Regions from separate parts of the Homo sapiens genome. Here region 1 is linked to region 2. The links are chromatin contacts, found by Hi-C or POLR2A ChIA-PET in ENCODE. All regions are on one chromosome and are shown on one strand. Each heading gives the region's core, a stretch centred on a gene start or an enhancer-like site at or near the end of the contact. The rest is flanking DNA. Distances are from core to core; before and after follow the strand shown. Region 1 holds the start of PCSK4 (proprotein convertase subtilisin/kexin type 4). Region 2 overlaps FSTL3 (follistatin like 3).

Region 1 (5,456 bases), core at 1,860-4,359, 810 kb after region 2:
ATGTGCTGCGGCTGCAGGCTCAGCGACTGGGCCTCGATGACATCGGTGATGGTACCGTCCAGCATCCGTACGCCTGCAGAGCCAGGGCGGGAGGGCCGCTGCCACCGGCCCTGCCCTTCCCCACACCCCAGCCCGCCCCGCGCCACTCCACACCACTCCCCAGCCCTACCTGGGCCCTCTCTCTGCTCCCTGGAGTGGGACCATTCGTATTGGCTCAGCACCCCCCAAGCCCTGGAGTCTGGGGCCCTAGCACCACCCAGCAGTGAGAGGGTGGGCTCCCGAGTCCTTGGGCCCAGCTCCCCGCCAGAGTCACCCCCTTCCCTCTCTGTCCCGGAATGGTGCCGCTGGGGGACCCCGGGTACCTCCGATTCGGGCGTTGAAAGCGACCCCCACACCACAGAAGCCATTGTTGGCCATCGCGGCCACCTCCCCAGCACAGCGGGTCCCGTGCCTGGTGCCAGGGCCAAGAGGGGCTCCTGTCACGGCCTCCATCCCCCTGCCGGGTACTGGGGCTTCCCCCGTGTGCTGTGGGAGCCCTGCTCACCGGTTCTCTTTGCTGGGGGTGTAGCGGGGCTGGGGGTCCGGGTCGTAGTCATTGAAGTCATAGCTGGCCAGGGGGTCCTGGGGGCAGGTGGGGATATGAGGGGGCCGGGAGGCGTCCCTAGGGTGGTGCCAGCCTCGGCACCTGGGGCAGCCCTCGCCCACAGCCACCCGCGGTCTCACGTAGTTGGCCCAGAGGTCCGGGTGGTCCTTCTCGATGCCATCGTCCAGCACAGAGACCACGATGCCCTGGCCTGACAGCCCCTGACTCCAGGCCTGCAGGATGCTCAGGTCTGGTTGGGCCTCGCTGTTCTGCAGGGGGAGGCGGGGTTGTGACCCTGTGAGGGCCTGGAGTTGAGGGCGCCAGCGGCCCCGTCCCCGTCTACCCACCCTGGCTGCCTGCTCACCATGTACCACTGCTTGGAGAACCAGGGGTCCGTGGGCACCACGACAGAGCGTTTCACCCGCCGCTGCAGCGTCTGCTGCTGGAACCACTGCACCTGCAGAGCAGAGGGTGCATCAGGCCTGTCCCCTGCTCGCCCCTGGGGCCCCTCGTGGTTCAGGGAGTGAGGCAGCCCCGTGCCCTGGGACCCTGTGTTTGTGGGGGTTGCTCTCCAGGGTCCCCATGTGCCTGGGGCTCTGTCTGCAGTCGGAAGGGGTCGAGGCTTTTGGACCACCTGTCCTTGGGCCCACAGACGCGTCGTTGCTGCCGCGGGTGACTGCAGGTCCCCGGGTCCCCACCCCACTCTCTCCCCCATCCCTGTTCTAGATCCTTCTATCTCTCTCCTGCATCACTTCCTTATTTTTTTTCTTTTTTTGAGACAGAGTCTTGTTCTGTCGCCCAGGCTGGGGTGCAGTGGCGCAATCTTGGCTCACTGCAACCTCTGCCTCCTGGGTTCAAGCGATTCTCCTACCTCAGCCTCCCAAGTAGCTGGGACTACAGGCGCACACCACCATGCCCGGCTAATTTTTGTACATTTAGTAGAGATGGGGTTTCGCCATGTTGATCAGGCTGGTCTCGAACTCCTGAGCTTAAGTGATCTGCCTGCCTTGGCCTCCCGAAGTGCCGGGATTACAGGCATGAACCACCACGCCAGGCCTGGCTTCTCTCTTGCAAACCACATCAGGAACTGGCCACTGCTCTCCCTCCCGGTGCTGTAAGCAGGCAGCTGTCCAGTCCTGTTCAAGGCACTTCCTGGCCTCCGAGGGCTTCCCAGGCTCCATCCCAACCCCTCAGCTTGACATCCCAGGCATTTTCTAGACAGGGCCCAGCCCGATGGGACCCAGGCCCCTTTCTGAGCGCCTGGACACTGCGTCCTGAGGGCCACTGGGTGACTGTAAGCCTCCTACTTTTTTTTTTTTTTTTTTTGAGACGGAGTCTCGCTCTGTCGCCCAGGCTGGAGTGCAATGGCGCGATCTCGGCTCACTGCAAGCTCCGCCTCCCGGGTTCACACCATTCTCCTGCCTAAGCCTCCTGAATAGCTGGGACTACAGGCGCCTGCCACCATGCCCGGCTAATTTTTTTGTATTTTCAGTAGAGACAGGGTTTCACCGTGTTCGCTAGGATCTCGTCTCGATTTCCTGACCTTGTGATCCGACCGCCTCCGCCTCCCAAAGTGCTGGGATTACAGGCGTGAGCCACCGCGCCGGGCCAAGCCTCCTACTCTTTGGAACCCATTACGGTGTCGTAAAATCCCCTTCCCTCCATCCCATGACCTAGACGGTGGGGAAGTCACGCCGTCTGTCCCTCCTTACCAGAGCCCCTGGGGCCCAGAGGAGGGAGGGGGAGGACAAGAGGTGCCCACTGTGTACCAGGCCCTGGCAGGCGCCATGATTTCCGTATCTGGGTCTTCCTGCCTCCTCTTGCTGTATAGACTTGGGGCCCGGGCGGGTCTGAGCCACAGAAAGCACACAGCTGTTCATAACAACCACGAGAACCACAGAAGATGGCTGGTGGCCCCAGGAGGCAGCTGAGACCCCGGGCAGGGGGTTGGCCTCCAGGCCAGGCTCACCTTGGGGTTTTTCTTCAGGTGCAGGCGGTGGCCCCAGTGCGGGGTCAGGGACTGCTGGACCACGCCCCGGTGCCGCAGGTGAAAGTACTGCCCGTCAGGGAAGATCTGGGGATGTGGGGAAGCGGCCGCACCGATGGGACCCGGCTCCCCTGCTGAAGCCCCCGAGGGCCGGTAACAGCCCCCTTCTTTGTCCTTCCCCAGCAGGTGCTCTCTGGGAGTCCCAGAAGCTGAGCTTGGCTGAGGCAGGGGTGGGCTGGGACTCTTGATATTTAGAAGACCTTGTGGGCTCCCTCCCCCTTGTCGGGGTCTAGGGTTGTTCAGTCCCCTCCAAGCCCCCACTTCCCGTCTATCCCGGTCCCACCCACCGGCCCCAGGTTGACGAAGCCGAATTTGCGTGCCAGGCGCTCGACCTCCCGGTTACCCTGGGACACCTGGACGGCCCAGCTGCTGACATAGATGGGGGCTCGGACCGGGGCCCACCCCACAGCCCGGGGGCGGACAAGGGCCAGGGCCAAGACCAGGCGCAGCCACAGCGCAATCGGGGCGGGCCGCATGGAGGCGGGGCGGGAGCGGGGCCTGCGCAAATCCCCTCCCTCCCGCCAAACCGCCGAGTGGGCCCAGGCGTCCGACCCGCCCCCGGCGCCATAGCAACGCAGAAGGCTTCGACTCCCAGGGGGCCTTGCGGCTACTCAGCCAGGAGGGGCGCGAAGATCTAACAGAAGCGGGAGAGGGACGCACGCCTGCCCGTCTTCCGCAGACCCACACCCTCGGGAGCCTCAGTTTTCCCATTTGTACAACGACAAGACTAACCCAGAGAAGCGGGTTCACTGTTGCGATAACGCGTCCTACCCTTTGTTTGACCTCTCCCACTTTCCAACACACCCCTCCTTCGAGAATCAGCCCGGCCTCCTGTCCGGCCTAATCAGAATCATTCTTTTGCGTAATCCCGCCTCCTCCGATAAGCCTCGCCCCGTTCCCGCCCCTACCATTCCGCCCTGCCTCCTTTGTGATCAGCCCCGCCCTCCACTGGTCTCGCCAATGAATCGCGTCCCGTTTCTCCAATCGGCTCGGATGTTTCTTTAGCCCCTCCCCCCGGTTCCGCCCCCCCACGCCTCTCCTCGCCCTGGCTCCACCCTTCAGCCAATAATCCCATCCTCTGACACCGCCCTTCCAATCAGCTACGTCTCGCTCCGGCCCGGCCAATCGGTGCCCTGGGCCGCCGCGCCCCGCCCTCTCCCGGCGGGGTCTGGGCAGCGGCGGCCGTGGCGGAGGGCTATGCGGCGGGGGAGACGGGGCAGGCCCCTCCTCCTTTGTCCGCCCTGCCCTCCCATTGGTCCTAGCGGGGGGCCGGGGGCGGACACCGGCGCGGGGCCGGAGCATCGCGGCTCAGGCTGCGGGAAAGCGGTGCGCGTGCAGCGGGGTGGGTGCCCTGGTCCGCGGGCGAGCTCGAGCAGCCAACCCCGGGCGCGTCGGGGCCATGGACGGCCTGAGGCAGCGCGTGGAGCACTTCCTGGAGCAAAGGAACCTGGTCACCGAAGTGCTGGGGGCGCTGGAGGCCAAGACCGGGGTGGAGAAGCGGTATCTGGCTGCAGGTGAGCCGTCGGCGCTAGCCCGTTTCGCCGACGGGCACACCGAGGCCATGGGCCTGGGGGTCGCAGACCGGACTCCTTCCCCGGCTACGGGGTCCGGTCCGGCCGGTGGAGCGCGCGAGGTGACTGGGACCTCGAGGTCCGCCCGCAGCCCTTCCCTTGCCCGCGCCCTGCGACCCTGCTCCCGGGCCACCCCTCTCTAGCTTCCGCCCCTGGCCGCCCCCCGACGCCTCCTTCCGGGCGCTGGGTGCCTGCCATGCCGAAGTCCGGTTCTTCCAGTTGCCCAGTGGCCCCAGAGGGGTCGGGATGCCAGTGTCCTGCGCGTTTCGCCGTCCCCCTTCCCCCGTGGACCCCGGCCTGGCTGCAACAGTAGAGATCTTCCCGTTTTTCTGAGGGGAGGCTCCTGGCGGGAAGGGGAACGGACCGTCCTGGGGGCCTGCCCAGGACCCTTCTCCTTTCCTCCTCCTCTCCTGCCCTAGCTCACCTTCCCCCAGCTCAATGGCTTAGTGCCACCGAGCGTAAATGTTTGTTAAGACGGAGTTGGGTTGTCTGACGGCTGTGATGTGGGGAGGCTGGACTGGGGCCCACAGAGCCGGAGATCCAGGCACCCCGATTGTGACTCCATTACAGTTCTTCCGTGACTTTCACCCTTGGTGACGCTGCGCGCCCCTTCCCCTTTCCAAATCTCTAGCAAGAGCATGTAGTAAACGCTCCTTAAATGCCTCCCTCCCCACCTTTAAAACTTTTTTTTGAGACCGAGTCTTGCTCTGCTGCCCAGGCTGGAGTGCAGTGGTGTGATCTTGGCTCACTGCAACCTCCACCTCCTGGGTTCAAGCGATTCTCCTGCCTCAGTCTACCAAGTAGCTGGGATTACAGGTACCCACCACCATGCCCGGCTAACTTTTGTATTTTTAGCCGTTCAACATGGTGAAACGGGGTTTCACCATGTTGGCCAGGCTGGTCTTGAACTCCTGGCCTCAGGTGATCTGCCCACCTCGGCCTCCCAAACTGCTGGGATTACAGGCATGAGCCACCTTGCCTGGCCTAAAACTTTTTAAAATTAACTTTTTTAAGAGACAGGGTCTCACTATGTTACCCAGACTAGTCTTAAACTTCTGGGCTCAAGCGATCCTCCTGCCTCAGCCTCCCAAAGCTCTGGGATTACAGGTGGAAGCCACTGCACCCAGCCTTTCTTCCGTTTGTGTGGTGCTCCCAGCCCCACTGGCTCTGCCTTCTCTTCCAGGAAGCTCCGCAGAATGACTCACAAGGACTTGCTCTGGGCCTGGGGTATTCTGGGTAGAGGACAGTGCCACTT
Region 2 (5,964 bases), core at 3,163-5,662:
ACCCACGTGGGGCTGCGCGGAATGCGGCCGGGGGGACGTCGGGGGGCGCGGCGGCGGCGGCGGGGGCGAGGGCGGTGTCCGGCGCAAGCTGGAGCCGGGAAGGTCTGAAGGAGGGTCACCAAGAGGTCAGCAGAGCAGAGGTTTCTAATCACAATGACCGCTGACATTTATTGAGCGCTTAGTGTCTACCTCTCCCCTCCCTGAACCTGTGCCATCCCGATAGTGCCGGAGCTCTCTTCATCTCCGTCTTCCAGATGGGGAAACTGAGGCTCAGGGTCACACAGCCTGTAGCAGGCAAAGCCAGGGTTCTAGCCGCGACCGTCCGGGTCGGTCCTGGTGCCGAGAGGTAGTGCTGGGTGTCGGGAGCCAGGCCCTCCAGCTGGGGCTGAGAGCTTTCCCGGGTCCTGGGTAGACGGGGCATGGAGTCTCACACCTGGGACTTGCCGGGAGGTGCCAGGCAGGAGACGGCCCCACTCCTGGCCTCAGTTTCCCCTCCTATGATGGGTGCCAAGGTGCTGCGTTCCACAAGCTGGTCCCTGGCAGTGTCTGTGAACCAGCAAGCGCTCTGGGATGGGGGCTGTGGCCGTTCCTGCCCCCAGGGACGGGGGAAGAAATGGGGGGCTCTCTGGCTCCCCACCCCCCATCCCTGCAGCCCCACCCCACCCCAGCCCTGCGCCAAAGGGAGAGCAGAGCCCCCTCCCCGAAGGCCACGTCCCTGGGGAGACAGTGAGCTCATGCAAGGGGAATGTTCCCAAGTTGGAGTGAGTAAGAGGCGGGCCAGGCGGTGGGGGGGCTGCCAGGCGCGGGGCTCCGCGTGCCCTCGCCCTCGGGTGCTGTCTAGACAGAGGGCAGAGGCGGGAGAAGCGGCTCCAGGGCCTGCTGACCCTGACATGCCCAGTGCCTGGTGTTTGGTGGTGTTTGAGGGGTTGGGCAGGGTGCCAGCCCCTGGCCTGGGGGCTTGGAGGGTACGGGAAGGGACCTCCTGGGGTGGGTGGGGGTTGGTGGTGAGGCTGTGGGGGGGGGCACGTGGAGCTCAGAGGGGAGGAGACATTTCCAGGGTTCTGGAGCCAGGGTGGGGACACCCATGTGGTTTTCTGCCCCTTCTTCCTGGGTGGGGGTAGATCATTCCGTGCGTAACTACTCAGCACCACCTGCATGCATCTGTGGGCGGGCCAGAAGCTGGGTGTCAGGAGTGGCCCAGGAGAGCACCCCGTTCCCCGGCCCGCAGGTGGTGTTTGCTGGCTCCAGCAGGGCCAGGAGGCCACCTGCAGCCTGGTGCTCCAGACTGATGTCACCCGGGCCGAGTGCTGTGCCTCCGGCAACATTGACACCGCCTGGTCCAACCTCACCCACCCGGGGAACAAGATCAACCTCCTCGGCTTCTTGGGCCTTGTCCACTGCCTTCCCTGCAAAGGTGAGACCTCAGGCCAGAAGCAGGGCAGACGTCTCAGCTCAGGACCAGCCACAAACAGTCATGGTGGTCGAGGGCCGAACGTCCAGGGACTGAGCCCGTCACAGGGGTATGTAGGAGGCTGCAGGGGGATCCCAGCCTCAGAGAGGGACTGGGGGGACTTCCCGGTTCCCAGGCTCCAGCCTCTTGCAGCTCAGGACTCAGGAAGAGACCACGTGGCTCCAGCCTTTGCTGGGGCTGAGCTCTCTGCCTGGGTGGCTCTTCCCACCTGGTCGATAAATGTCTGGCTTGCACCTAGCTCCTGGGAAGGTGGGTTTGCCATTCTGGCCTGTGACCCCAAATGTCCACACCAGGGACCTTCACTGCAGACTCCAGGGTCTGCGGTGGGGTTACAGCTGCATGTTTAACAAGCATTTGCCTCGGGACCCTGTTTTGAGAGGATGCCTCCCACATCAGACTAGGGGCTCTTGGTTGGCGAGTGGCACAGAACGAATGAATAAGATTCTCCGCACTGGAGGATGATGGTTTTTTTTTTTTTTTTTTTTTTTTTTCCTGAGATGGAGCCTCGCTCTGTCACCCAGGCTGGAGTGCAGTGGTGCGATTTTGGCTCACTGCAACTTCGGCCTCCGAGGTTCAGGTGATTCTCTTTCCTCGGCCTCCCCAGGGGCTGGGACTGCAGGCGCGCGCCACCACACCTGGCTAATTTTTATGTTTTTGGTAGAGACAGGGTTTCACCACATTGGCCAGGCTGGTCTCAAACTCCTGACCTCAAGTGATCTGCCAGCCTTGGCCTCCCAAAGTGCTGGGATTACAGGCGTGAGCCACCATGCCTGGCCTGTTGGGGCACATCTTGAAGGAGGTGGGCATTAGAGCTGGGGTGTTGGGGGATGTCTAGGAGTTTGCCAGATGGGGCCGGTATGGGAGAGTGGATCAGGAGAGAACATGGCTTGAGGTTAGGTCCTGGTGGGTGGGGTCAGGCAGAGGAGCCAAGGGGAGGCTGAAGCTGAGGGCTGCAGACCCGAAGGCCAGGCTGAGGAACTCTGCTGGCCTCTGAGATGTGATTAATCCCAGATCAGCCTGGCTGGGTGGTCCTGAACTCACTGCCACATACCCCTGCTCCCTCCAGACCCCCCTCTGGCTTCTGGGAGAAGGACAGTCTTCAAAAAGTGCCTGGCCTGGGCATGAGACGGCCCAGGACCCCCCACCCCCAACCTCATCTGGCCCTGGGGACGGAACTCAGGCCCCCTTCCGTTCTCGCTCGCATAAAAGCCACCCTGGCCGAGCATTTCCAGATGTGCCTGTGAGCCGCTGTGCCGGGGCCGCCCAGGTGCGGCCCACATGCCCTGCAAGGGCTGCGTGGCGGGCGCTGGCCATCCCCTAAGGAGTGCCGCACTGCCTTGGAAGTGGGGCTCCCTCGTCAGCCCCACTTTACACACAGAGAAACTGAGGCTGGCACATAAACTCAACAGCTGTGTTCAGAGGCCCTACCAGACCCCCAGATAACAGAAAGGGGGTTGGTCATCTGGGTCCTGGCTGCAGCTTTCAAACTGAGGTGCTTGGGCCCCTGCACTCATAGCTGCGACCCGGCCTCAGTTTCCCCATCTGTAAAATGATGACTTGGGAAGATGCGATAAGCCTAGGAGGCGATGAGCATTCACATTGAAAGCGGGGGCGGGGACCCCAGAGAGAGCTTCCCTAGCAGGACCTCAATATCCCTGTCTGAGCAGCGGGGCTGCGGGGCAGCTCCTGGTTCAGAGGCCTAGGGCTGTGGGGGGCCCCCTCCCCTGGAATCGCTCCCCAGGCCAGGAGGGCCGTCCAGCGCCCCGCCCTCCCCGACGCCTCCTGGGGGAAGGTCCTGGCAGCCCCAGACTCGCGCCTGGCAAGGGCGGAACACCCCAGGCTGACGCAGCTGGGGCCCCTCCGGCCTTCCCAGAAGAGCGCGTGCATCGGGAGCAGACGTCAGCCAGCTGCAAGGAGGAGCGGCCCGGGGCTGCGTAGCTCCGCTGGACCCCGATTCCGGGCAGAGACCCCCCCCCGCCCCGGCCCGCGCGCACCGAGCCCAGCCCCCGCCCCCCAGCGCAGGCGCAGCGCGGACCTCGGCCCCACCGGTCCCGCGCCCGGACCCTGAGCCCTGCCCCTGGGAACCCGAGGGCCCCGACTCCGACTGACCCTGACCTGGGACGGCGCCCCCGCCTCCGCCCTGCAGAAGGGGCGCAGGGAGGGGCCCCGAGGCCTTCGCGCGGCCCCACGCCCGGGACCCTCCCGCGCCCGGCCCCACGCGCGTGTCCTCTGTCCGCAGATTCGTGCGACGGCGTGGAGTGCGGCCCGGGCAAGGCGTGCCGCATGCTGGGGGGCCGCCCGCGCTGCGAGTGCGCGCCCGACTGCTCGGGGCTCCCGGCGCGGCTGCAGGTCTGCGGCTCAGACGGCGCCACCTACCGCGACGAGTGCGAGCTGCGCGCCGCGCGCTGCCGCGGCCACCCGGACCTGAGCGTCATGTACCGGGGCCGCTGCCGCAGTACGTGGGGGCGTGGTCTGTGGAGGGGCGGGGCGGGACCTACCGGACCTGCGCGTCATGTATCGAGGCTGCTGCCGCAGTAGGCGGGGGCGGGGCCTGGGGCGGGACCACCCGGACCTGAGCGTGACGTATCGGGGCTGCTACCGCAATGCGTGAGGGCCAGGCCTGCGGGGGCGGGGCCTGCTGGAGGGGCGGGGCCTGCTGGAGGGGCGGGGCCGCTGCCGCAGTGCGTAGGGGCGGGGCCTCCAGCCCAGGACAGGTCACATGGGTGGCGGTGGGGCCTGAGTAAGGGCGTCTTTATACTTCCGAGGGAGTATCACGGGGTAGGGTCTTTTGTAGGGTTGGGATTTGGAAAATAGTGGGCCTCTGGGGGCTCACACTGGGCAAGAGGTATGTGGCATGGTCAGAGCGGGAGCGTGACTCAGAGAGGGGCTTGTGGGTGTAACCAGAGGGGCATGATGGAACCAGGGGGGTGAGACTGGGTCATGTAAGGGGCGGGGCTCTTGGCTGGGGCGTGGTTCCTGGGTGGAGATGGGCGGGGATTTGTGGGTGGAGTTTGGGTGGGCGGCCCCGCAGTCGCGGAGGGGCGGGGCTTTGGGTAGCATAAGGGGCAGGAGCTCACGAAAGAGGTGTGGCTCCTGGGTACAATGGGAAGGGCAGGGCTTGTGGGTGGAGCCTGAGGGGTGGAATGGAGAGGGGGGCTCACGGGGGGCGGGGGGGTGCTTGTGTCTCCTACCAGAGGGTTTTCGCATCTTGGGGGTTAAGGGTGGGTCTTGGGGCCAAGAGCCCTGCGGGGTTCTCAGCGAGATGTCCCCTGAACTTCCCCTGGCACCCGGCCTGCAGAGTCCTGTGAGCACGTGGTGTGCCCGCGGCCACAGTCGTGCGTCGTGGACCAGACGGGCAGCGCCCACTGCGTGGTGTGTCGAGCGGCGCCCTGCCCTGTGCCCTCCAGCCCCGGCCAGGAGCTTTGCGGCAACAACAACGTCACCTACATCTCCTCGTGCCACATGCGCCAGGCCACCTGCTTCCTGGGCCGCTCCATCGGCGTGCGCCACGCGGGCAGCTGCGCAGGTGCAGACGCAGGGCGGGGGCACAGGCCTGTCCTGGGGGCCGGAGAACCCCCTGCCCTGCGCCCTCAATGCTCTTATCGACCCTTGCAGGCACCCCTGAGGAGCCGCCAGGTGGTGAGTCTGCAGAAGAGGAAGAGAACTTCGTGTGAGCCTGCAGGACAGGCCTGGGCCTGGTGCCCGAGGCCCCCCATCATCCCCTGTTATTTATTGCCACAGCAGAGTCTAATTTATATGCCACGGACACTCCTTAGAGCCCGGATTCGGACCACTTGGGGATCCCAGAACCTCCCTGACGATATCCTGGAAGGACTGAGGAAGGGAGGCCTGGGGGCCGGCTGGTGGGTGGGATAGACCTGCGTTCCGGACACTGAGCGCCTGATTTAGGGCCCTTCTCTAGGATGCCCCAGCCCCTACCCTAAGACCTATTGCCGGGGAGGATTCCACACTTCCGCTCCTTTGGGGATAAACCTATTAATTATTGCTACTATCAAGAGGGCTGGGCATTCTCTGCTGGTAATTCCTGAAGAGGCATGACTGCTTTTCTCAGCCCCAAGCCTCTAGTCTGGGTGTGTACGGAGGGTCTAGCCTGGGTGTGTACGGAGGGTCTAGCCTGGGTGAGTACGGAGGGTCTAGCCTGGGTGAGTACGGAGGGTCTAGCCTGGGTGAGTACGGAGGGTCTAGCCTGGGTGTGTATGGAGGATCTAGCCTGGGTGAGTATGGAGGGTCTAGCCTGGGTGAGTATGGAGGGTCTAGCCTGGGTGTGTATGGAGGGTCTAGCCTGGGTGAGTATGGAGGGTCTAGCCTGGGTGTGTATGGAGGGTCTAGCCTGGGTGAGTATGGAGGGTCTAGCCTGGGTGTGTACGGAGGGTCTAGTCTGAGTGCGTGTGGGGACCTCAGAACACTGTGACCTTAGCCCAGCAAGCCAGGCCCTTCATGAAGGCCAAGAAGGCTGCCACCATTCCCTGCCA

Evidence for each region. Hi-C counts contacts between places; a loop is a spot of excess contacts on that map. ChIA-PET counts read pairs that join two places held with the same protein, here RNA polymerase II (POLR2A). Pooled maps may share reads with other maps.
Region 1: a map with no recorded cell type shows a loop between it and region 2 (18-fold over the local background). The contact joins the promoter of PCSK4 here to the enhancer-like site in region 2. A Hi-C loop is called at or near these places in 1 of 37 single-sample maps with no recorded cell type and 8 of 50 pooled maps. POLR2A ChIA-PET finds 5 or more read pairs at or near these places in 1 of 52 experiments (HEK293T).

The regions. Positions count from the first base shown.
Region 1 is chr19:1,487,241-1,492,696 of GRCh38, forward strand. PCSK4 (proprotein convertase subtilisin/kexin type 4) reads right to left here and starts at 3,110. Exons shown (of 15, transcript NM_017573.5): 1 at 2,918-3,110; 2 at 2,553-2,657; 3 at 948-1,040; 4 at 724-852; 5 at 545-621; 6 at 363-451; 7 at 1-73. The coding sequence starts at 3,106. It overlaps REEP6 (receptor accessory protein 6), which reads left to right and starts at 3,941. Exons shown (of 5, transcript NM_138393.4): 1 at 3,941-4,144. The coding sequence starts at 4,030. RefSeq lists silencers at 2,850-3,279, 3,500-4,039, 4,070-4,189.
Region 2 is chr19:676,564-682,527 of GRCh38, forward strand. It overlaps FSTL3 (follistatin like 3), which reads left to right. Exons shown (of 5, transcript NM_005860.3): 2 at 1,229-1,414; 3 at 3,711-3,926; 4 at 4,770-4,997; 5 at 5,087-5,964. The coding sequence ends at 5,145. Among named protein-coding and RNA genes, the nearest start is that of FSTL3, 3.2 kb to the left of the region's middle. RefSeq lists enhancers at 2,183-2,685, 4,370-4,919, 4,920-5,468 and silencers at 3,140-3,449, 3,480-4,259, 4,450-4,549. Within about 2 kb of position 4,413, at least 41 of the 41 ENCODE cell types and tissues checked have a DNase peak (open chromatin) inside an H3K27ac peak, as active enhancers do.